Linked DNA regions of Homo sapiens: all the other regions are linked to region 3. Evidence: chromatin loops called from intact Hi-C (ENCODE). Cell type or tissue: dorsolateral prefrontal cortex. All regions are shown on one strand. Region 1 overlaps LOXHD1 (lipoxygenase homology PLAT domains 1). Region 2 overlaps PIAS2 (protein inhibitor of activated STAT 2). Region 3 overlaps LOXHD1 (lipoxygenase homology PLAT domains 1).

What was found. Peaks named below come from ENCODE experiments on the same cell type or tissue, not always from the same donor. Only the 100,000 strongest peaks of a DNase experiment are listed, where the experiment ranks them.
Region 1: a loop joins it to region 3, with 2.8 times the contacts of the local background. A loop is called at or near these places in 11 of 110 quality-filtered maps.
Region 2: a loop joins it to region 3, with 5 times the contacts of the local background. A loop is called at or near these places in 2 of 110 quality-filtered maps.

What each region holds. Positions count from the first base shown.
Region 1 is chr18:46,620,123-46,628,122 of GRCh38, reverse strand. The region is part of intron 4 of LOXHD1 (lipoxygenase homology PLAT domains 1); the gene reads left to right. Among named protein-coding and RNA genes, the nearest start is that of LOXHD1, 33 kb to the left of the region's middle. In dorsolateral prefrontal cortex, a CTCF peak has its summit at 4,931 (motif pointing right); DNase peaks (open chromatin) are centred at 3,812 and 4,372; H3K27ac peaks cover 1,137 bases.
Region 2 is chr18:46,848,450-46,856,449 of GRCh38, reverse strand. PIAS2 (protein inhibitor of activated STAT 2) reads left to right here. Exons shown (of 14, transcript NM_004671.5): 4 at 835-885; 5 at 1,015-1,105. It also overlaps the pseudogene LOC100421737. Among named protein-coding and RNA genes, the nearest start is that of PIAS2, 65 kb to the left of the region's middle. In dorsolateral prefrontal cortex, no CTCF peak of the experiment used is centred here; no DNase peak of the experiment used is centred here.
Region 3 is chr18:46,552,853-46,560,852 of GRCh38, reverse strand. It overlaps LOXHD1 (lipoxygenase homology PLAT domains 1), which reads left to right. Exons shown (of 41, transcript NM_001384474.1): 19 at 308-770; 20 at 1,251-1,405; 21 at 3,364-3,497. Among named protein-coding and RNA genes, the nearest start is that of LOXHD1, 100 kb to the left of the region's middle. In dorsolateral prefrontal cortex, a CTCF peak has its summit at 4,917 (motif pointing left); DNase peaks (open chromatin) are centred at 4,932 and 5,452; H3K27ac peaks cover 2,348 bases.

The sequences.
Region 1 (8,000 bases), 67 kb before region 3:
CACACAGCATAACTGTAGGGCAGAGCTGCAGTCTTGGGCTTTTGGTGCCAGCTCATGCTCCTCCATCATTCCTCCTGTTAAGCACATTCATTCAGTGATTCAATGGGCATTTTGCGGGGAGCCTTCTATGCACCAGAGCCTGCGCTCAGGGTGATTACATACAGGCCCTTCTCTCTAGGAGCTTAGAGTCTAGACGGGAGAGAGTCAAGCCAGTAGATAATCACAGTGCAAAGGGATAGAATATTCTAAGTGGGGTATGGCGCCCAGGCCAATGGGAGCATAGAGGAAGAAGGAATCAGGAGGCCTTTATAGAGGAGGTGATGCTCAAACTGAGTCTTCATGGGTGAGGAGTTTTCTAGGATTTGAAATGAAATGAGGGCACTTGGGGAAATGAGCTCTGATGGCTCAGTGTCACTCACACACCTGGGAATGGATCCTCCACCTCATATTTTCACTGTGGCCTCCACCCTCCCAGAACCACCACCAGCCACATTCTCTTTCAACCCAGCAGCCAGAATGTTTGGAGAATGCATGGAATTGTGTATTTGCTTCAAACTTGGTTATTTTTATCTTTAAATAGGTGTTTAAAATAGCCTTTTTTTTTCTGTTTGTGGAAATAGCACTTTCTCCATGTTGCATTTTGTACACACGAAAATCTGAACTGATGACACAGACACTGTCTTGGCCCTGATCCAGCTGTCAGTGTCCATTCCATTGCAGCACCAATGGCTTCCTGCTGGAACCCTCCCTTTAGCCACAGGTGTTGGCCAGTGTGAGCCCAGTGAGAGTCAGAGAAAGTGTTCCCACCTGCCTGGGGCTGGGTCTCTGCTGGTGGCCCTTGTGTCTATTCTCTCTCACTGGCCATCTGGTTCTCAATCTTCCCTCCAGCCTCACAGCCACTCAGACTGGCTCAAGGCATTTGTGTGACAAAGCCAGCTTGAGGTTATAATAAATTGGCAGGAACTTTCGACTGTTTCTTCTGAAATACAGAAGACATGACCTACTCAAGTATTGACATTAGGTGACTTCAGTTTTCAATCACAGAAAAAATATGGCCATTGTAAAAATTCAAAAGTACAAATAAGCAACAGAAGAATAAGAAAATCTTCCATAATCCAATCACTCAAAGATGACAATAGCTGATTTTTATGCAGCACTTACTCAATGGCTGTCATCATTCTCAACAAACTATTAATCTTAATCTAATCTATCCATCCACCTATCTATCTAAACATCCATTTAATTTTCACAACGCTGCAAGGGAGGTTTATTGTTACCCCCATCTAATAGATGAAGGAGACTGAGGAAGGGGGAGGTGAAATCATTTGTCTATAAGGATGAAGCTAGGAGCAAACACAGAGGCTTGAACTTAAGTACTGAGTACAATTGTGTTGGAGACACCCCTGTTAACATTTTGGTGAATTTCCTTCCCATTCTTTAAATTTTTGTTTATGAACATATTAAACCCTACATATTAAAATGGTATTGCATTAAACTCAATTTTATAACCATGTTGTTTCACTTAATACTACATTATAGCCTCAAATCATCTTCTGTTATTTTATTTTATATTTATTTATTTTTTGAGATGGCATCTCACTCTGTTGCCCAGGCTGGAGTGCAGTAGCATGATGTTGGCTCACTGCAACCTCTGCCTCCCAGGTTCAGGTGATTCTCCTGCCTCAGCCTCCCAAGTAGCTGGGATTACAGGCATGTGCCACCACACCTGGCAAATTTTGTGTTTTTTATTAGAGACAGGGTTTTACCACGTTGGCTGGGCTGATTTCAAACTCCTGACTTCAAGTATAATCCCAAAGTGTTGGGATTACAGGCATGAGTCACTGTGCCTGGCCCATCTTCTGTTATTTTAAGTGGCTGCATTGTAGTCCATGAATGGGAGAATATATGTCACCCCCCAAATCTCCTATTTTGGATATCTTTAGGTTGTTCCCTATTTTTTGTCAGTATTAACAATGCTGTGATAGACATCCTTATAGGTGATCAATTAATATAACTACTCCCTTAGTATAAACTAATGCATAGGGCTTGAATAGTTGGTTCAAGGGATTTGCACAATGTTAAGGCTTTTAACATATATCACTCACCTGCCCTCCAGGAAGGCTGGGTGACATTCCAGTAGTATACAAGAAGTGCTGGTGTTCTGGCCCTCTGGGAAGATAAATACTAGCAGTCTACTAGAGTCTGGGTTGGAAAGGGAAGTAATGGAGCCAAGGTTATCGAAATGTGCAGGTGGATGGGAGGGGTCTTCCGTAGAGAGGCAGGAAAGGAAGCAAAGGAGGACGAGTGACTGCAGGGTAGGTAGAAATAGCTCTTCAGGGCTGGGCAGTGGCTGGAAAAGGAACCAGCAGGATAAGCTGAAGGAGTGGAAGCTGATCTACTCCCTCCTATGTTTCAACACCTGATAGTATCAGACTTACATTGGACAGTTCCCTAGAAAAACGTACCAGCTGTATATTTACTTGAGGGTGATGAATGGTATAGGGCAAGCTTGTTCAACCCACCACCCACAGGCTGCATGTGGCCCAGGACAGCTTTGAATGTAGCCCAACAAAAATTCATAAACTTTCTTAAAGCATAAGATTTTTTTGCAATTTTTTTTTTTTTTTAGCTCATCAGCTATCGCTAGTGTTAATGTATTTTATGTGTGGCCCAAGGGAATTCTTCTCCTTCCAGTGTGGCCCAGGGAAGCCAAAAGACTGGATGCCACTGCTGTAGAATGTTATTTCTTGATTTCTGCCCATGAGCAACTTTTAAGGACCAAGTGATGTTTTCATGTTGGTGCATAACAAGGCTTGGCTGAGGTCAAATGCACGGACTGTGTTTGAGCACGTTAGTTGCTAAAGGAACAACGCACACACCGGGAGCTGTGGAATGGGGCCGTGTGGGTTTGGCAGGTGGGAACTTTTGAGAGAACCTGAGGTTTGAACTAAAGCTGGCAGGGTGGGGGCAATGACAGCCAAGAGAGAACCTTCTTGTTCAGATGCCCTGAGTCCAAATCTAGGCTGCACCCTTTCTAATTGTGTGAACACCATCAAGCTTCTTAAGCTCCTGCTTCCATTGCCTCATTACTAAAAATGGTGACACTAGTAGCCATAGGGTCCATCATTGTGAGGATTAAACGATGTGATAGAAGTGAATGGCCCATTGCAATTTCTCGGAGGATCAGAGGCACTTATGATTTTAATAAGAAGTGTGTCTGCAAGGAGAGCAAGGTGGAGGGTATTCTAGGGAGAAAAGTTCCAGTTCTATTTGTAAGACAGTGAGAGGGAGAAAAGACAGAAGAAGAAAGGGAGAAGGGAGAAAAGAAGGAAGTTACAGGAGGAAAGCAAAGGAAGAAAGCCTGTCATCCATCGTCCCAGTGCCTTGTGTGTGGTCCCAGGAGCAGAGAGCATCTCGCAGAGGCCATGGAAGAGCTGGTACAAAGTGATGATGGGAGGGTGGGTTGGATGTACTGGAGGTGGAAGAGTCTGGAGAATGAGGAAGAGACAGTAGACGAGAGCCTGGCTGAGAGGCAATGGGTGTCCAGGCCTGACGAAGGAAGAGGAAACCTTTTGGGGGTAGCATGGGGGAAAGAACTGGAGTCTACATGACTGGGAGGGAATCCATTGGTCGGTGGCCATGAGCCAGCTTCCGGCACCGGCACATGGCATTGTCCCCCCTGCCCATCCTTGGGTTCTGCGGACCAACCCCTCCCCACATCTGTGTGGGCTTGAGTAGTGAGGGGGCCTTCCCTGGCTGGGAGAGAACATTCCCCCTCATCTCCCACCCCCAGGGCAGCCCCCGCTGAATCTCTCTCCCTTGCCGTTTTCATCTCCTCCTACGCAGCGCCTGTGATATCTCACTTCTAGCGTCTTGGCTCTCAGTGAGCGGAAGTGAGGGGTGTCAGGGTGTGAGCCATTGCAGATTCACTTGCGGGTGGGGTAAAATCAGGCCCAATCATTCTCCTTCCAACCCCCTCCTCACCCTCACCTGCTAAAATAGCTAAAGCCACATTCTATTTAAACAGGATCTGGGGATGGGCGAAAGGCAAGGAAAAGAAACTCCACCAGTTCATTCATGATTCTCTGCTTCCTAAGAAAGCCTGGACCACGTGAGCTTCCCTGAGGTTCAGATCGCACTGGGTCTTGATGAGATGGGGGCTTAGTTACGGGGCATATGCTTGACTTCTGTAGTCGGGAATGTGGCAAGCAGCCTCACCAGCTCCGCTGTGCATGCAGCACCGAATTAGGGGGCCCGGCCCCCTCATGGCTCTGCCTCTCTGCATGGCCTGGGGTGGCTCTCTGGAGATGTGTTCTGTCACTGCTGTGTGCTGACTGTTCCAGACAGAGCGCAGGGGAGGCTGTGGGGGTGGCTGGTGCACCAGGCGCAGGCAGGCAGTTCGGGCCTGCCAGTGTCTGCCTTTTCTGGAAGCCCACACAGGCAGCTTCCGGCCAGCCGGCAAGGGACGGATTTCCTGTTTAGAGGGAGCAGCCTTGTGCCCCTGCCACAGGGCCTGCAGAGGAAAAACAGGGCATGTCAGGGCATGTGCATCCACTGAGCAGGGCAAGGGGGGCACAGACAACCCTCTGTTGTGGCCTTGAGTGGGCACTCTATCTTTAGGCTGCAGCTAAGCCCACCTGCACAGGATCCCAGCTCAATTCTGGTTGGCTTTGAAAGGTACCATGTGTTTAGCTTAATCCCTGGTCTACAACCCTCATTGTATATTCTTCAGATCAATGCTTAAATTAATTTGACCTCCCTGAGCACATGCTGACCTTTAGTGGAAGGAGGTGACTATGTGAAAGGTAGGGTTGCTGGTCTCAGATGTGCAGGTCACACACTGCACAAATGCGACTATGTAAGGAGACACAATTCACATCAGAGAGCTTGTAGATTTGTGTGTTTATTATGACAGTTATCCAACAGATGGCAGTAAAATGTCTTGAGAAAGGGATTCTTTTTGCCTAATTTGCACAAAGGTTCCATATAGGCTAATGGTAGCCCTGCTAAAAGGCCAGAGAGAAATCAACTCTAGGGACAACTGAACAACAGATAATACACTAAATGGGTAAATCACAGGCCAGCTCTAGAGCTGGCTTGGGTGACGATTTCCACAATCCATCGCTAAGCCCTGTTTCTCCCAAGCTTGATCAGGAACAGGGGTGCACTCAGTGCTAGCCTCTCTTCCAACTTGACTTTCACCTGTTTCCATTTCTGCTCCTTACTCTCAATCAGGCTATGAACAAAAAGCTTAAGACTAAGATTGCAGAAGCGGTGCTGCCCTCTGTCCCTGCCTTTAGGAAACCCCAGACCACGCCGCCTCTTCTATCAGTGGACTGCCAGGCTCAGCCCAGCCACATGGCATTGTAGGGGCAGGGAAAGTTGGCCCTGCTCATTCACAATGGGCATAGGACATGCTCTACTGCAACAGAGAAAGGGGACTCCTTCCCCAATCTTCAGAGCCTTGAGATGCTTAGCTAATGGTCCAGATATGCTGCCATTATCCTGCAGCCAGCAGCTGACCACCCTGGTCCAGGCAGCTTTGCTCCCATTCCAGGCCACAGAGAGCAGATCTACCCACCACCCCCTGCCTAGAGACAGGCAGAACAGTGCCTGAGAGTTCAAGACATATCCTAACTCTCACCGGTGGCCCAATCCCAGCCTGTCACCTGTTTTTGTGTGGACCCCGAGCTAAGAATGGTTTCTATGTTTTTTAAACAGTTGAAAAGAATTTTTTTAAAAAGTAATATTTTGGGACACATAAAAATTATATGAAATTCACATGGCAATGTCCATAAATAAAGTCTTACTGTAGCATAGCCACATACCCATTTGTTTATGTAATATTGTCTATTGTTGCTTTCATGCCACAACAGCAGAGCTGAACAGTTGATGTGACAGAGACCAAATGGCCTGCAAATCCTAAAATATTTCCTATCTGGTGCTTTACAGAAAAAGTTTGCCCACCCTGGCATAGGGTCTGGGAGGCCTGGGGTATCCTGGGAAAAGCCCTGGATTCAAAGACCAGAGACCTTGCTTTGAGCCCTTCTTGCATCATTTAGCAACTACCTGTCCTGGGGCGAGCCACCTTGCCCTCTGAGCTTCAGTTTTCTTATCTGTAAATGAGAACGTCAACAGCACCTGCCCTGCCTATCACATGTGGCCATTGTGTGGATCAAATGACATCTAGAATATGCAAGTGGCTTGTTAGCTGCAAATGCCTTTGTGAATATTTAGTATTATTTGCCCTGGAAGGTGAATCCACCATGTCATTTTCAGAGATGAAAGGTGACCTTTTGGCTCACATGGGAATTATTTCTTATCATCATCTTTCTCCCTATTTCCCTGCTTCCTGCTGGCCTTTGGGCAGGGATTTTTTTTTTTAATTGGTCTTTCACCTTTCTCTCTGGTCAGTGCCCAGTTGCCAGGGCAGCAGCCCTATCTCATATGTGGGCGTTTTGTTCTCACAGATTACGAGATCCAAGTGATGAGTTCAACAAGCAAAAACCTGCTTGAGACCAGAACAGCAAGTCTGTGCTCACTGAAACTCTAGTCACAGGAAATTGGGGGGCACTTGTGTGACAGGAAGGCTTGATGCCCTGAGCTGACGTTTGCCAACAGTGACAGAATGGAGCCCTGCTTTTCCTCAGCCTTGTTCTCTCATCGGCAGATGCACCTAAGCACAGATCAGGGCCGGCATTGGGCCATGGGCCTTGTTTTGGAAAATGGCAAAGTAGATAGTCTGGGGTTCTGCTTGAAGAGGGAATATGAAATAAAGGAGGTAAAAGAGTAATGTAATAAATGTCAGCATCCATGTATGGGGACTTCTAAAAAATGGTTTCGTGAGGTGTATCTGTCCATCCCTGCTGCAGCTCTTGTCTCCTTCTCAATGTGATTGGCAGTCACCTGTCACACAGGGATCCTATTCTCCACCCAGCCAACTGCATAGGGACTCAGGGCCCCATCTGCCATAGAAAGTTCTGCAGAGGCTAGAAGACAGTCTGCTTGTTCTAGAATCAGCTTCCTCCTGACCTCTGTCCACCTGACTTCCTGATCTCTTGGCTTGGGTCCCTTGTCCACCTCAGCTGGAAAGGCCTAGAAGCTCCTTTCCACCAGCCCTGGTCTCCTGATCTCTGACAGTTGGCCTGTCTCCCCAAATTGCCTCACTTTGGGCTCGTGGTCTGCTTCTCCAGACTTTGCCAGAGCATGGATGCTGTGTGTTCCCAAAGTCCCGTGTGCGTTCGTGCTGCCCAGGCCTCACTTTTCCTCATTCAGGGTGCTTCCCCTTCCTTCTGAGATGTCTCCTTGATCTCCTGGCTTCCCTCCAGAGTCTGTCCTTCTTGGTCAAGTGTCAAGGAATTGCAGATTAAAAAGGACCTTTAGCGTTTCCACATCCTCTCACCTATGGCACTTTCTGTGCAGCATCCCTGGCAGGTGGCTCTCCACCAATGTGCTTGGCACATGCTAACTGTCAGGTGTCTCTAGGGATGGGAAACTCCCTCCCCAACCCAAGGGCATCCATTCCTTTGTTGAATAGCCTTAGATACTACAAAATCTTTCCTTTGGTGAGTGAAAATCTGCTTTATAACTCAACTCGCTAATTAGAATTCTGCCTTCTGGAATGATTCAGAATATTGGCGACTCCTTCAACAAATGCTTCCCAGCCCCTCTCATCCTTTCTCCTGCTTCACTGTGTGCAGTTTCCCCTGGAGCCCTGCTGCCCCTTCCAATGGACTGATGCAACCTTCAGAACATTCCCCGGCCACCACCCTCCCTGGCTTCACCAGACAAGGGGCCCTAGGCATCTTGCCACCCTGAAGAGGGGTCTTGCCTCTGTGAAGTGAGCCCTGGACTGGAGTTGGGAAGGGTTGTGAGCCAAAATGAATGTTCTCAGAGGCACTGCCAGCCAGGGAGGAGAGAATCAAGGCTGGGGGGCGGCCTCTGGAATATGGAAGATGGTAAAAGCAGAATTAGCTAGCCACGGCTGAGGCCTCCCTGGT
Region 2 (8,000 bases), 300 kb before region 3:
TATGGAGATGCTGAGACTCTAGGCACTAATTCTTTATCCTGGGTCTATATTAGAATCCCCCTAGTAGCTATAAAAACTAATGCTTAGGCTGTACTTGAGATCAATAAGAATATCCAGTGAATAGGTCTTTATAGTAAAAGAAAAGTCTTTGGCCAGGTGCAGTGTCTCATGCCTGTAATGAGACACTTTGGGAGGCCAAGGCGGACGGATCACGAGGTCAGGAGATCAAGACCATCCTGGCTAACACGGTGAAACCCTATCTCTGATAAAAATAAAATTAGCCGGGCGTGGTGGCGGGCGCCTGTAGTCCCAGCTACTCGGGAGGCTGAGGCAGGAGAATGGCGTGAACCCGGGAGGCGGAGCTTGCAGTGAGCCAAGATCGCGCCACTGCACTCCAGCCTGGGCGACAGGGCAAGACTCTGTCTCAAAAAAAAAAAAAAAAAAAAAAAAAACAAAAGAAAAAGAAAAAAGTCTTCAAGTGATTAGAATGCTCTAAGCAAATAGATTTGCTGATTAAAACTCTTTCCGAACTTAGGCTGCTTCCTTGCATGTTACCAAGTTTGATGTCTATTGAAATAAATTTTGCATCATCAAAGTTCCTGTGCATTGAAGGTACCTTAAAATTGCCATAAAGACGTGGCTAGAAGTTAAGCAAGTCAGGTTTATCATCATTACAGTGATTTCATTAAGGCTTATATTATTGGTAGTATATTGATCACCTTTCAGGGAATAAGAAAAATACAAATAATGCTTTTCCTTTTTTTCCTCCTGGGGAGACTGTTCTGAGAATTCTCATTGTACTTTTTTAACCCATTTTCTTTCTCTTTCCAACAGGGATTTTTTGCCAGGTGGTAGGAGAGATTATACAGTCCAAGTTCAGTTGAGGTGAGTTTGAAATTTTCTGTTACCTTAGTTTTATACTTGCTTACTATGTGCATGTAGTTCTGAATTTTAAAACATATAAGAATGTTTGAGCACACTATTTAAGAATACTTTTTTCTTTTATTAATGCAGACTTTGCCTGGCAGAGACAAGTTGCCCTCAAGAAGATAACTATCCAAATAGTCTATGTATAAAAGTAAATGGGAAGCTATTTCCTTTGCCTGTAAGTTGCTTTTTATTCACCAGATTTGCATATAAGTTTAATATAAACACTGACAAGGCCTAGAAACAGTGCAACAGTGACAGCTGAATACCAGTGAACAGTTTTAGCATCCAGATTAAATACTATTTTCCACTAGGGTAACCCATGGCTTCTTGGATAAATAATAAATGGCTTATTTCAGGTCTGAAGGAGATGGAAAACATAAGCCTGGAATTTTTTTTTTTTTTTTTTTTTTTTTTTTAAAGAGACAAGGTCCTACTGTGTTCCCCAGGCTTGATTTGAATTTATAGGCTCAAGCAATCCTCCTACCTCAGCCTCCTGAGTAGTGGGGAATACAGTTGTGCACCACTGTACCTGGCTAGAGCCTGGAGCATCTTACTTAAGAAATCAAGGATGCTGTGAAACACTCTTGGGATCATATCAAACAGCATAGTTGAAGGGGAGGACTTGGGCACTTTCATGTATAGGACAGCATGTGTGGGATGTCTGCATTAGCTGGGCCTGGCCTGTGGATGGCATGGGGAAAAGCAGAGGCTGCTGAGAGTGGCTAACTACAGAGATCAAAAATTCCCAGCTTGGGCCTTGATGATGCATTCACTTGTGGTGGGTGGGTGCAATAATAGTTGGTTGACAACACATTTAAGCAGTGAGAGAGTATATGGGCTTCAGCACCTAGGATGTATACAATGTAAATGCATGCAGCCTGTCTCTGGCCTAATAGATGGCTTTTGACTCTTCAAATCCTGATAGTCAAGTCTTAATAAAATAAAATAATAAATGTAGAACTGGACTATGTATTGGTTTCCATTTTGGATACATTACTAAATTGGTACCATTCTGTAAGAAGGCCAGCAAAGCCATAATCAAAAAAATAGTACAACATGGCACGTTTGTCAAGCACTACAAAGTTGGAGGTGTATTTACTGTAACTGAATCACTAAGAGAGCAGTGACTCCCTGACTAGGCCCAGTTGTCATTTCACCAGAGCTGACACTCTTCGCAACTATTGAGGAAATGGGGAAGCTGTGTAATATCCCTGCTGAACACGAGACTGGGCTCTGGACTAATATATGAGCAGTACTCACGAGTAGCCAAGCAAGTCAGACAATATGATCTAGGACTCTGGGCTCTCCAGAGCCAAGTGCTAAGAATTGGGCCCCAAAGTGAAGAAATTCCATGACTGAGACTGACCCTGGTCTTGTGGACAGAGGGATCTGACTTCTCTTGGTTGTCAGGAGTCTCATTTGTCGCATACACAGCCTGTGGACTTAGAGACCTGAGAAATACTTGTTTTGTGAACCTTTAAAGGGCTTGAGCAACACTGCATCACTGACGTGACTCTTTTTGAAAGATGCATCTGAGACTGAAATCCATTGAGACAGTCCTGGGAGTGAAGGGGAATTGCAGAGGCTGAGTAGGTATGGTCAGGGGGGATTGCTTACATGGCCCATACATGTTTCCCCGGGTGGGACATTTAGTTTGTCAGGTTTCCGGCTACTAGCAACAAGATTCTCAGGAGCTATCCTTTTTTTCCCACTCCCCTCCCATCCCCACCCAAGATAGAGTCTTGCTGTGTCACCCAGGCTGGAGTGCAGTGGTGTGATCTCGGCTCACTGCAACCTCTGCCTCCTGGGTTCAGGCAGTTCTCCAGCCTCAGCCTTCTGAGTAGCTGGGATTACAGGTGCCTGCCACCACACCTGGCTGGTTTTTGTAATTTTAGTAGGGACAGGGTTTCACCATGTGGGCAGGCTGGTCTCGAACTCCTGACCTCGTGATCCACCTGCCTTGGCCTCCCAAAGTGCTGGGATTACAGGCGTGAGCCACCACGCCTGGCCTATCTTTTATTTGGCTAGTTTGCACAAAGATCTGAACCAAGGGAAGAAGCAGCCCTACTTGGAGCTGAAAGATACCAATGGGTAACTGCATGTGTGACAAAGAAAGCCTGGCAAAACAGATTAATACACAACCCTGTGCACCTGTCCCATGGCCTTTTCATAACCATTTTTCTTTGCCCTAGATGTGCTAAGATTTCATTTTTTCCTTTTTTTTTTTATTTAAAAAAAAAAAAAGGCTCTCAGGTCTGTTGCCCAGGCTGGAGTGCATTAGTGTAGTCTCGGCTCACTCTGCAGTCTTAGCCTCCTAGAGGCTCAAGCGATTCTCCCATCTCACTCTCCTTAGTAGCTGGGACTACAGGCATGCACCGCTATGGCTGGCTCATTTTTGTATTTTTTGTAGAGACAGGGCTTCGCCGTGTTGCCCAGGCTGGTCTTGAACTCCTGGGCTCAAGTGATCCACCTATGTTGGCCTCCCAAGGTGTTGGGATTACAGGTGTGAGCCACTGCGTCTGGCTGCTAAGATTTCTTTGACCTTTGACTCTCATTGCTATTTGCCCCTCCCATTATCTGTGATGAAAGATAAGACTATGGAGGGCTTCTTGGTGTCTGTGGACTCACCTTGAAGGCTTATCCTGTATCATCGTGTGACTGTGCCAGTGATGGGAGCTGCATCTGAAATGTGTGAGGTTGTGCCTAAACTCTGTGGCATTGCTATGGAAAATATGGTGGCTACAGATGTGTAAACATAGACGTTACCAGAATTTCCAAATGGACCAGTCAGTGTCACATTTTGGGATGATACCTTCCTGTAGGAGGTCTACAGTACCACTGAGGATGGCTTGGAGTTTGTTACTCTTCCAGTTCTTTTGAGGGAGAAGAATTTAGGCAGTTGAGTACTTCCTCTGGGGCATTGTTACTTAGTTACTGCTGATTTCTGTCCCAAAGCACCCACTAACCCCTGATTACTTGTATTAGACTATTTGTGAACATATTGACTACTACATAAAGCAGCCTTTGTCTGATGAGTCTGGCATCCCTGGAGCCAGGGGCCTGCAGCAGCTCCATGGGCAGTTGTGAAGGAGGAGAAGAAATAGAGCATTGAGAGAAAGGCAAAGACATATTTTCAAAAATAGAAGGCAATGGGGAGGATTTGCCTGACCCTTATAGGGCCATCCCAAAGAAAATCAAATGCCTGCCTTTCCCAAAGAGTCTTTTTACCCTAGCTCCGTAAAGTCCTATAGAACAGCTGACAGAAATTCACATGCGCATCTGATGGAAAACATCTTAAACCACCACTTGATCCACAGTTGCTATTGATTGGGATAATGAAATGTGGAGTCTTTTTAAATATAAAACAAGATTCTGCAGTTTTTAAGAATTACGTGAGTATGCTGCAGCCTCAGAAGAAGAAAGCTGCTGTGGCCCTATAGGAGTTATAGTGAGCTCTTGCCACCATGGAGAGCCTCAGGGACTTTGTTCCAGTTTTAAGAAGCATCAACAAGCCACAAAAGAAATTTGATAGGTGGTCCTTGCCCGTGATCCTGGTGTATTGAACCATGAATCCTGGAGGGAAAAGCTTGACACAGTCATGAATTGCCCATTAGAGCTCTGAATATGGTGGCATTTGTCTGTGTCCTGGAAGAAGTCCTTATGTGTATGATCTTACTGTAATACCCAGTCTTTATGGACCCATGGCAGTTGACCACTATACTTCATGTACAAAGTAAACATAGGAATGGGAAATGGTATTACTTTGAAAATGGCAACGTGTCCCTAGACTGTTAAGGATCAAATAGTGATGCAAGCAGCATATGTGCTTTTTAACCTACATCAAGATGCTGAGTTTTACAAAACACCTTCATGCATTCATTTTCCAGGTTCCCTTGGTGCAAGGAAGACAGCAGCTCATAGTAGGGCTTGTGGGATGGTGACATGCAGTGTGGACAGACAAGAACCTGCTGCAGAGACCATCTCCCATCTTTGACTCCAAGGGCTGCCAGTGTACAGACTGACAGCCAGATGAGAACATTCCATGTTTTTAATGGGCAGAAGAAAGAAAAAGGCCCTCTTTGTTTAGGGAGTTATTTTAAGAAGCTGGATTATTTTTCTTCTAAACAATTTGTGAGAAATATCTATAAATCTTGTGTAGCTCTAAGGTTGAAGAAAGGAAGAAGGGTTGACAAGAATATTTCTTTTAAAGATCCCAAAGAGTAGAGAGGATATGTGCTGTAATTCAGCTGGCAGCAATCTCCAAGTAGTTCCTTTGGTGCAGCCAGAAGACTTAGCAGTACTGGCCCCCTTCTCCTTATAAATTGTATTTCTGAGTTCATGGATTTATGTTCCCTGATGTTGTGTGTTAGTTACCCTGATGGCCTGTCTCATAGTAAATCAGGACTGACATAAACTCAACATTTCTTCTTTTAAAACACATAATTGTGTGCACACTCACCCCAATTTGAAGAGGCACCTCCTTACCTGAGAAGGGATAATTTTGACATCTGAAAGAATAATGATTATAGTAGACTCAAAACTATCAAATATGTAAGTGTGCTTATAATAATTATACTAAAGCCACTGGAGGTTGCACTAACTCACTGCTGCTCCGAAGATTGATGAAGGAAGAGAATCATTTATTTCAAGGTGACCAGCTGTTGATGTGGTCAAGCTCTTTATGGAAACATTTCGGCTAATACAATCAAAAGGGTAATAGAATTAGAAAATCATTATTCCACAATTCATAATCATATAATGGGTCTAGGTAGCTATCATCAATGGATGCCGAAGCTTGACGGGGAACTTCATGGTAGAGGAATCAGGCTGACATCCCCTGAACTCCTGATCAATCTTGACACCACTGAAAACAGGGCAAACCACCTTCTGTGCCTTATGATGTAGCACCATATGAAGTATGCAACATTTTCTGTGAAGTTTTTTGTTTCTAAAATTTTTACCCCAAGTTTAATCAAGCTTATACAACTAATGACTGGCTTTAAAAATATATGGGAGGTAGAGCAACAAACCTTATACTTCGAGGAAGCAATATACCTAATCTAGAATGCGAAGTCATTCTTCAGGTCAAAAGTCCTGGTTTCTCCAGTAGAACAACAGCATTGGGGAAAAAGTGTGTGTGTTTGGAGATGGCAGGGGTTATGTTTATAGAATAAAGGAGACTTCAGAGACCTAACTAAGTGCGGTGTGGGGCTCTAGTTTTGAATTCTGATTCAAGCTGTAAAAGGACATCTATACTAAACTACATCTGGAGAAAATAGAAAATGTATCTGAGATTTGCTTTAAAATAATCTAGAGTGGGAGTTGGGTAGAGTAGGTAAAGATTGTTCATGGGTAAGTACATTACTGAACTGGTAGATATATACATATTATACTTTTTTCTCTATTTTTGTATATGTTTAAAATTTTCAACAATAAAAGGATAACAGGAAAAGAAATTTTGAGGCACCTGGGAGATCTGAATCGAAAGACAAGGTGTTAGGTGATTTTTTAAAATTGTGATTATTTTTGTGGGGTTGTAATGCTGTGGGTTTTTAAAGTCTTATTAGAGATGCATGTTAAATATCTGGGTTAAATGGCATGTCTAGAATTTGAGTTTAAATAAGGACAAAAAGAAATGTGTATTTTTGTGGTGTGTGTGTTTTAGGGCAGACTGGCTTTGGGGCCAAAAGCATTTGAAACAAGAATGGCAACATGTTGATAATTATTGAACCTGGTTGGTGGGTCCCTGCTATTTGTTCCTTTCTTGTGTATGTTTGAAATTTCCGTAATTTAAAGTTAAAAAGTAAATCTTTGTTAGAAGTATTCAAGTAGTAGTGGTAATTAGAAAATTTGGAGGAAAATGTTAAAGTACAATAATTGTGGACAACTTTTGTCACAGTTGCAAGTAGGGTAGGGTGTCATCAGAGCATGAAACATAAAAAATTCTTTGAGTGTGTCACAGTACTACCACAAAGTGTTCCGCTGGTGCTGTCCAGTGGCCTTTGCTTAGAAAGCTCGCATATTTGCCCCACTGGTTCCCTGTCACATGAACTTGACTTTATTTTTGCTTTAAATATGGAAAATTGTTAGAAATATGTGTGAAGGCTAAACTTTATATTTTATAAAATTCCAACTATTAATATATTATCAATAACCAGGAAATTGATGGTTGGGTAGGGGTGGTGCTGATGGTTACAGGTAGAATACAAGTTATCAGATAACTCAGAATTACCAGTAAAGTCACACTACTCAAATGGGATACAGAATAGATTGAAAACACTTTATGCTGAGTGAGACTAAAATGATTCTGAGTTTGCTGACACTTCATTCTTACATGAGTGTTACTCTCCCTGCTTCTGTTGCCCTTTTCTACTGTGTCAGACAGTGTTATGTCTTAAATTCTAATTTCCAGAGTGCACATTTTAGTTCATGAGTTATTTCTATCCTTCTGACAGACCCTGTAACATTATTTTTATTTGGTTAACCTACCAGTGGACATACCAGCAGACAGAATTATCTTCCAGGCCCAAAACAGGCAAAACAAAAGTTTTGTTCAAAATTACCTAGATACTGGTGTTGATACTCCTTGTGCTTGATGCTCATTGAATCAGCTCCTTGAGTCTTTATGAGAGGACTTTTCTTAGGAGTTGTTTTTTTTTTTCTGAGCAACTTTTTTTTTTTTTCACTTGAGCAACTTAAGATGGGCATAACCTTCCTACTCTCTCTCTCTCACACACACACACACACACACACTGTCTCTCTCTTTCATTTCCATATTATAATGCAAGTTATTGAAGTTCTTCTCTTTGTCTTTTATTCCCCTGCTCAAACGTTTTTAATGATTTTCAGAATTTTGTTGCAAGTTATAGATTACACATTATCATGTGGACTACCATTTAATAATTACTGTCTTGCCTCTTATGAGACAGTGAAGGGTGTTCCCAAGTTGTGGTAGACAGGGTGTGTTCCTCTTTGCTTGTGATACTACCAGTACTAGTTTTCATTGGTCCTAAGGTGCATATTTTAGCATTGCCGAAATCCAGAAGTGTCTTAAAATTGCTGGTGACCAG
Region 3 (8,000 bases):
TGCGTGTGTGTGTGTATACGTGCAGGCATATGTGTTTAAGAGAGAAGAGGGAGACCAGCTTGCCCACACAGAAGTTGGAAGAAATAAACTTTGTTGGAGGATGGGGCCAGGTAATCCCAGGGGACCCAGGACAGGTGTGGCCGGAGAGAGGGAGGTGGTGGAAGGATCTGAGCACAGAGGCCCCAGCCCTCTCCATCCTGCAGCTTAGCAAACAGGCCTTGTGCCTGGCTCTTTGTTGGGCGGGGGTGTTGGGGGCGTTGGGGAGGACGCTGGGGCCACGACAGCCGCTGCCCTGCCCTTTGAACAGCTTGAGGCGGCCGACGTGGGCGAGGTCTATAAGCTCCGGCTCGGGCACACGGGCGAGGGCTTTGGGCCCAGCTGGTTCGTGGACACCGTGTGGCTGCGGCACCTGGTGGTGCGGGAGGTGGACCTCACGCCGGAGGAGGAGGCCCGGAAGAAGAAGGAGAAGGACAAGCTGCGGCAGCTGCTCAAGAAGGAGCGGCTGAAGGCCAAGCTGCAGAGGAAGAAGAAGAAGAGGAAGGGCAGCGACGAAGAGGACGAGGGGGAGGAAGAGGAGTCGTCCTCATCAGAGGAGTCCTCGTCAGAGGAGGAGGAGATGGAAGAAGAGGAGGAAGAGGAGGAGTTTGGGCCGGGGATGCAGGAGGTGATTGAGCAGCACAAGTTCGAAGCCCACCGCTGGCTGGCCCGGGGCAAGGAGGACAACGAACTTGTCGTGGAGTTGGTGCCAGCTGGCAAGCCGGGTCCTGAGCGTAAGTGGGTCGTGGGGGGTGGGGGTGGGGAGGGAGTGGCCAGACAGTTCCCCTAAAGGGGGCCCACTGGGGGCAGGGGGCCTAGATCCCCCTCACGTGGAGGCCAAATAGGTGGGCACCCATCATGGTTCCCAAATAGCTCTCTTGACCTGTGTGTGAAATGCCACCATTGACACTGCTGTTTGGGGATAAGCATGGCGCTTGTTCTGAGGTTCTCAGGAAGAATTGATGACTTTGGGAGGAGCCCTGATATGACTCAATACAACTGACTGAGGGGTCATGAGGTAGGAGGGCTGCCTGCTGGCTTCATGGTAAAGGAGTCTTGGGTTGGGAGTGTGGGCAGTTTCAGTCCCAGGTTAGTGTAGATGCATCTGAAGATCCCTCTGTTCTAGGATCTGGCTGGATCTGAGAGGCTGTGCCTCAGGTCCAAACACCCCATGGCCATGAGGCCCTCCACACTGCATCTTTCTGTGTCTACAGGAAACACCTATGAGGTTCAGGTGGTCACGGGGAATGTGCCCAAGGCCGGCACTGATGCTAACGTCTACCTAACCATCTACGGCGAGGAGTATGGAGACACGGGCGAACGACCCCTGAAGAAGTCAGACAAGTCCAACAAATTTGAGCAGGGGCAGGTAGGGTGAGGGTCTCTGGCCCCTGGGTGGGGGCTGTGGGTTTGGTGCCCTCTGAGATTCCCATGGCAGCCCATCGCAGCACAATGGCTGCTGTGTTTGGCAGTGTGACTTGTTCATCCCACCAGGTTTCATGGCAGTACCTCTTCAGTAACACTGATACTTTGTGGAGGGGTTATGAGAGAATTGCAGGCAGGGCCCCAGCACCTAGAGCCCATGGGCCAGCTGACCCACAGGAACAAACAGAGAATGGCGTTGAGTGGCAGATGCTGAGGCACTTGGTAGGGATGCGGGGGTTCAAGAGGAAGTCCTCGCCGCAAGATGGTGTCTTGGGGGAAAACTAGGGGGAGGGAGCAACTTAAACTGGGCCTTGGCAGGTGAGTATGGTGTAGACATATAAAGGCAACAGTGGAAGATGTTCTCAGAAGATGGAACCACATGAGCAAAGATATGGAGGTGGAAATGGGGGAGGCCAGTTTAGGACAGTGTGTCTTCCAGCTGAGCTGTGGTCGGTGCTAAGCCCCAGTGGATAAGCTTGGATAAGAACAATTTAGGGTGTGGGGTGGGTGGGGTCATGAGAGGCTTAAGAGACAAGCTGAGAAGCCAGAACTGTATCCTAATGCAGTGGGAATCCATGAAAAGAAATACACATACCTTACTCTTCCAGGTGTAGTGGGAAAGTCATGAAAAATAAAGCCGTCATCTTTGCCCTTCAAGATTTTATAATATCCCCTGGCTAGAAAACTATCTCTTATCTCACCCTTCCCATTCCTGCCTCTACCCGAAAGCCAAATTCTCTCATTAACACAGATTTTTTAAAAATGAACTAAATTAATTAACATATTTCTGGGCTCATTTCTTGATTTATTTCAGGGGCCCCCTGCTTTTTCTTTAAAGAATCTTCCCCTTGACTTGAGGATGTAGTTTATTTCTGCGTTTCAGTGTTCTCCTTTAAAAATTATAGCCACATATTTCTGGATTAGGAAAAAATTTCTATAGAGGACTACATAACTTGTGCAACTGGTAAAATTTGAACATGGACTGTATATTATATAATAGCATTATGTTGATGTTAAGTTTTCTGAATTGGATCATTCTAGTGTGATTATATGAGAATATCCTTGTTCTTGGGAAATCCATGTTGAAGAATTTAGGGATGAAGAATCATGGTATCTGCCACTTACTTTCAAATGATTTAGAAAAACATACAGCAAGAGAGAGAGTGCAAGAGAGATGACAGAGTGAGAAAGCAAATGTTACAAATAAGTGCAGAATCTAAATGAAGGCATATGAACTTTCATCATACTATTTCTGAAAGTTTTCTGTAGATTTAAAATCTTTTTCAAAATTAAGAGTCAAAAAAGTTATATCCAAGAAGGCCCCATTTACTTATAGGTTCCTGGTGTGGTCTGCTTCCTCCCGTGCATGGAGCAGTGTGTGCATTCACATGGTGTGATCCATATGGCCCTCTTCACACCTAAATGGTGGGCAAATCCGTCTTCAGTTTCTGACAGTCACTTTGGATTTGCACAGCACCAGCTCATAGCAGGTACTTAATACAAATATGTGATTGAAGCAGATTATGCACACACCTGCACACATTGCAGAGGGTTTCAGTGCACCCCCCTCTCTTGCACACAAAACACCCACCACAGATGTGGGCATCCAGCAAACCTATCTTCTCTTCTGCCTCTCAAGGTCACCTTCACTCTTCCTCTCCTCCTTCCACCTTCCTGGACATGAGAGTGAGAAGATCTCCTGGCAGGGACAAGTTAGGGAAACAATTGTGCAGACCAAACACCAGACTACTAAGTGACATTCTCCATCATCCCCACTCCTGGTTGCTTTGGGTCTCACCATTGGCCTCTGGCTGGCTGCCCTGGTTCTTGGGAGGATGGGGCTGATGGCCATGTGGGGAGGGGTAGGTCTTACCCCACTGAGTGTTCCCTGGCCCTTCCCAGACAGACACCTTCACCATCTATGCCATTGACCTGGGGGCCCTGACCAAGATTCGGATTCGCCACGACAACACAGGCAACAGAGCAGGCTGGTTCCTGGACAGAATAGACATTACTGACATGAACAACGAGATCACGTGAGTGTGGGGGCAGTGGGCAGGGAGGGGTGTTGCTCTGAGGGAGGCCATGTCTGCCACAGAGGTAGTCCTGGAAGAAGACTGGGGGTGGGCCGGCTGTGACGGTGGAGGGTGAGGGTGGGCTGGGTGACACCTAAGGGTGAGGTGTACTGGCCGTGACATCCAAAAGTAAGGGTGGACTGGGGTGCACTGAGAATGAGGGTGGGCGGGTATGAGGGTAAGGGCGGGCTGGGGGTGATGTCTGAGGCTGAGGGTGAGCTGGGTTATGTCTGAGGGTGCAGGTGGGCTGGGTGTGACATTGGAGGGTGAGGGTGGACTGGCTGTGACGTCGAAAAGTAAGGGTGGACTGGGTGACATCTGAAAATGAGAGTGGGTGAGTATGAGGGTGAGGGTGGGCTGGTGGTGATGTCTGAGGCTGAGGGTGAGCTGGATGACATTGGAGGGTGAGGGTGGGCTGGCTGTGACACTGGAAGGTCAGAGTGGCTGTGACGTCACAGGGTGAGGGTGGACTGGGTGACATCTGAGAATGAGGGTGGGTGTGTGTGAGGGTGAGGGTGGGCTGGCTGTGATGTCTGAGACTGAGGGTGGGCTGGGTGACGTTGGAGGATGAGAGTGGGCTGGCTGTGACACTGGAGGATGAGGGCGAGCTGGCTGTGACATCCGAGGGTGAGGGTGGACTGGATGACATCTGAGAATGAGGGTGGGCAGGTATGAGGATGAGGGTGGGCTGGTTGTGATGTCTGAGGCTGAGAGTGGGCTGCGTGACATCTGAGGGTGAGGGTGGGCTGGCTGTGTTGCCTGTCATGGCCACCAGAGCAGGTTTGCCCACGTTGCAGGCTGGATGGGCATTGCCTCTCTCCCTCTTCTCTCATTGGCAGCCCCTAGTGTCACCTGCCCTGTGAGATGACAGTCCAATAGATCCCCCAGACCAGCAACTCTTGAGGTCCATCTGTTTAGAGAGACAGGATTTCCAATCCCTGTCAGACCTTCCTTGGTCCAGTTTCCATGCCTAGGCATAGCTCACCCATAAGCCTCTCAACGTATAAAGCAACTTCTAGTACATTCTTTTAATATTCTATACCAGGGATCAGCAAACATTTTGTGTAAAGACCAGATAGTAAATATTTTAGGTTTTGCAAGCATTTGGTCTCTGGAACAACAGCTTTGCTGGTGTAACACAAAAGCAGTCATAGATGATGCCTAAATGATTGGGCATGGCTGTGTCATTTTGACATGTGAAAATTATATGAATTTCAAATTTCAGTGTTGGACACTGAAATTTGAAATTCATATAATTTTCACATGTCAAAAAATATTATCCTTCCTTAGATTTTTCCTCCAGCCATTTAAAAATGTGAATCCATGCATAGCTTATGGATGTCCGCAAGCAGGGTAGGCCCGATTGGGCCTGAAGGCCGTAATTTGCTGACCCCTGGTGGAGGCTCACAGCTGCCACATGAGTTGGGCTGGGAAGAGAGTGTTATGTCTTCCCATAGGTCCACACCCCAGGGAGGTGAAGCCACAGCCCCATAATCAGTCAGTGCCACAGCTAGGACCAGAACTCCAGACTGTCTATGTTGAATTGAACGTGTTTTCATTAGGCCTCATTGCCCCTTGGGTGTAAGGGGCCCAAGGGCAAGAGAAAGGAGAGAAGTCCCCTTGTATGAGTGGAGTGGGACAGAGAAGAAAGCATGAGTGATCCTGAGTGGGCTTTGGGGCTGCTGAGGGCCTGCCAGTGCCTAGAATGTAATGGGCACCCTATCAACAAATATTTGTTGAATTAAATCAACTTTCCAGCCCATAGACTTGTTGGGCTCCCCTCTGTGCAGGGCAGGAGGTGACAGGGTTCTCCCATCTCCCACCCCACCCTCCCCTACCAGCCCGAGGGAACACTGAACCACAGCTCACAGACAGCCCATTGTCATGGTTTTCTGTGAGGTCATTGTGAAACCACATAAAGACCGTAGGACAGCCCCATGGCTGGGAACCAGGGTCCTGACCTGGAGTCTGACCTCTGCCAGAAACTCATCAGGTCACCCTGGACAAGTCATGCCATCTTTATGGGCTTTTGTTTCCTCTTCTGATAAATGGGCTTAATGTTGCCAGCCTAACTTCTTAAGATGTTCTGAAAATCCAAGGCATTTAAGCTTGGAAAGGAAAAAGTGCCACAGAACCATGAGGCTGGGGACAAACTGTGAACATCCCCAGCTTCCCCTTGCAGCTCCATCAGGGTTAGTAATTCTCTGCCACTGATTTGGCATTTCTCGGCTAGCCCAACAATTTAAACATTATTATAGCTTTACAATCTATAGTAATGCCTGTCAGTACTTGTCCCCCTTCATTATTCTTTAAAAATATTAGCTATTCTTGCCTTTTTCAAATCAAGACATTAAGTGACTTGAAAAAAAAATCCTCTTGGAATTTTGATTGTTATGCCATTAAGTGTATGTGTAGAGAATTGCATATTTAGAATAAGTGCTACCCTCCGGTACACTTTTCCATTTATCCAGCTGTTTATGTACCTCAGTAATGCTTTACAATTTCCTACACATAACTGCTACACATTCTTGTTAAGTTTATGCCCAGGTATATTATATTTTATTGCTCTTGTGAATAGAGTCTTCTCATTACTCTTCTTTTCCCCCCTCCCTTTCTCTTCTTTCTTCCTCCCTCCACTCTCCCCTTCCCTCATCTCCTCTTCCCTCCCCATCTCTTTCTGTTGGCATGGCTAGTTGACAGTCCTTTGCTTCCTTTGCTATTGAAGTAGCAGTCTGCCAGGGCTCTGTGATGAGCTGGCCTTAACAATCTTCAAGCCAAGAGCAACTCTATGCAAAGCCTACTGTGGGAGCTAGACAAAAAATTATAGAAGTTCAGAAGAAACCGAATCAGAATAGTGAATCTCCCCTTTCTTGGAGAGATACCACCTTTTCTGTCAATACCTAGGGCCTTCCCTAGGCTCTCCATGACCTTTATGAGCTCTGAAATAAGGCCTTTGCAGCCAAAAGGATTTGAGAACACTGACATCTCCCTCACTGTTGACATGTCCAGTCAACATCCTCCATGACTAGACCTCTTGGATGCCTCTCTGCCACTCATGCCCTGTCCCCAGCCCATTGGCAGAACCTGTTGGGCCTTCCATCAGAAGAGCATGAGTCTGACCTCATCCCTTCTATCTTCACCATCCCCACCCCCTGATCGAAGCTTCCTGACCTGATCCATGCTTGCCCAAGGCCCTCCTATTGCCTACAGCAGCCCAGTGACCAGGATCACACCACTCCTCTGCTCCAAATCCTGCAGAAGCTCCTGGTCACTCAGAGTCAAAGCCAAAGCATGTTTGGTGGTCAGCTCAGCCCGCAGGTCTGCTCTATGCCCCTCATCTCTCTATTCTGATTCCCCCTTGCTCACTCCTTGCTGTTCCTTGAACCCAACAGACATGGTCCCACCTCAAGGCCTTTGCATTTGCTGTCCACGCTCCCTAGCAGTCCTTCCCCCAGTGGCTCCCTGTCATGCTTTCTTCAGGCAGGCCTCTGCTCAAATGTCACCTTCTCAGTGAGGCCTAGCGTACCCTCTTCCCCTCATTTCTCTTGTCTGTTTATTTTTCTCTATATCAGCTTATCATCTGACCTACAAAAAGCTTGTGTATTTAGGTGCTGCTCATCTCCCCACAATAGAATGTAAGTTCCATGTCGTTAATGGCCTCATCTGTTTCATTTACTGCTGTGTCCACCCCAGCACGTAGAAGAATGTCTGGCACACTACAGGCATACCATAAATACTTATTAAATACACTAATGAGTAAAAATGATGGTTAATATGTTGATTTATTCATTAATTTGACAAACACATGCTGTGCTAAGTGCTGGGGGTTAACTAGCTGCTCAGTTATGACTCTGTTTTTGAAGAAAGGAACCCTGATGGTCTAGGAGGCTGATGATTTAGGTTTAAGTACTTTCTCTTCCACTGTTATGTGGCCTTGGGAAAGGCACTTTACTCCTCTGAGCCTCAGGCCTTCCATCTGTACAACGGGCATAATAAACCTCACCCAGGAAATCATCATGAGGACTAGATGAGAAAATGTGTTTAGGCGCCCAGCACCCTTCCTGATCCCAGTGCAACACAGCAGTAGTTCTTTCCCCTTGGCAATGAGAGTCCAATTAGTTAACATGGAAAAGTGGCTTGACAGCTGGGAAAGGCTGCAGGAATGCGTGGGATTATTCTTAAGGAGCTAACACTGTTACCAAGTGAAGGAGATAAAACACAGGTGACTACAAGGCACAGTGACAGTGGTGGTTGTCTCAGGGTTGACCTCAGAGGAGGGAGTCATGGGTGGGGACATCTTTGGGGCCAGATGGCATCTGAGATGGGCCTTCATGAGCAGCAGCCTTGTTTGGTGCTTGGGAAAAAGAACATTAGAAATGGTTGAAAAAATGTGATGCAGGTGGCACAGAATTGGGCAATTGAGGGGCACACACAGAAAGGAATGAGTAATTCTATTTGGTGCAT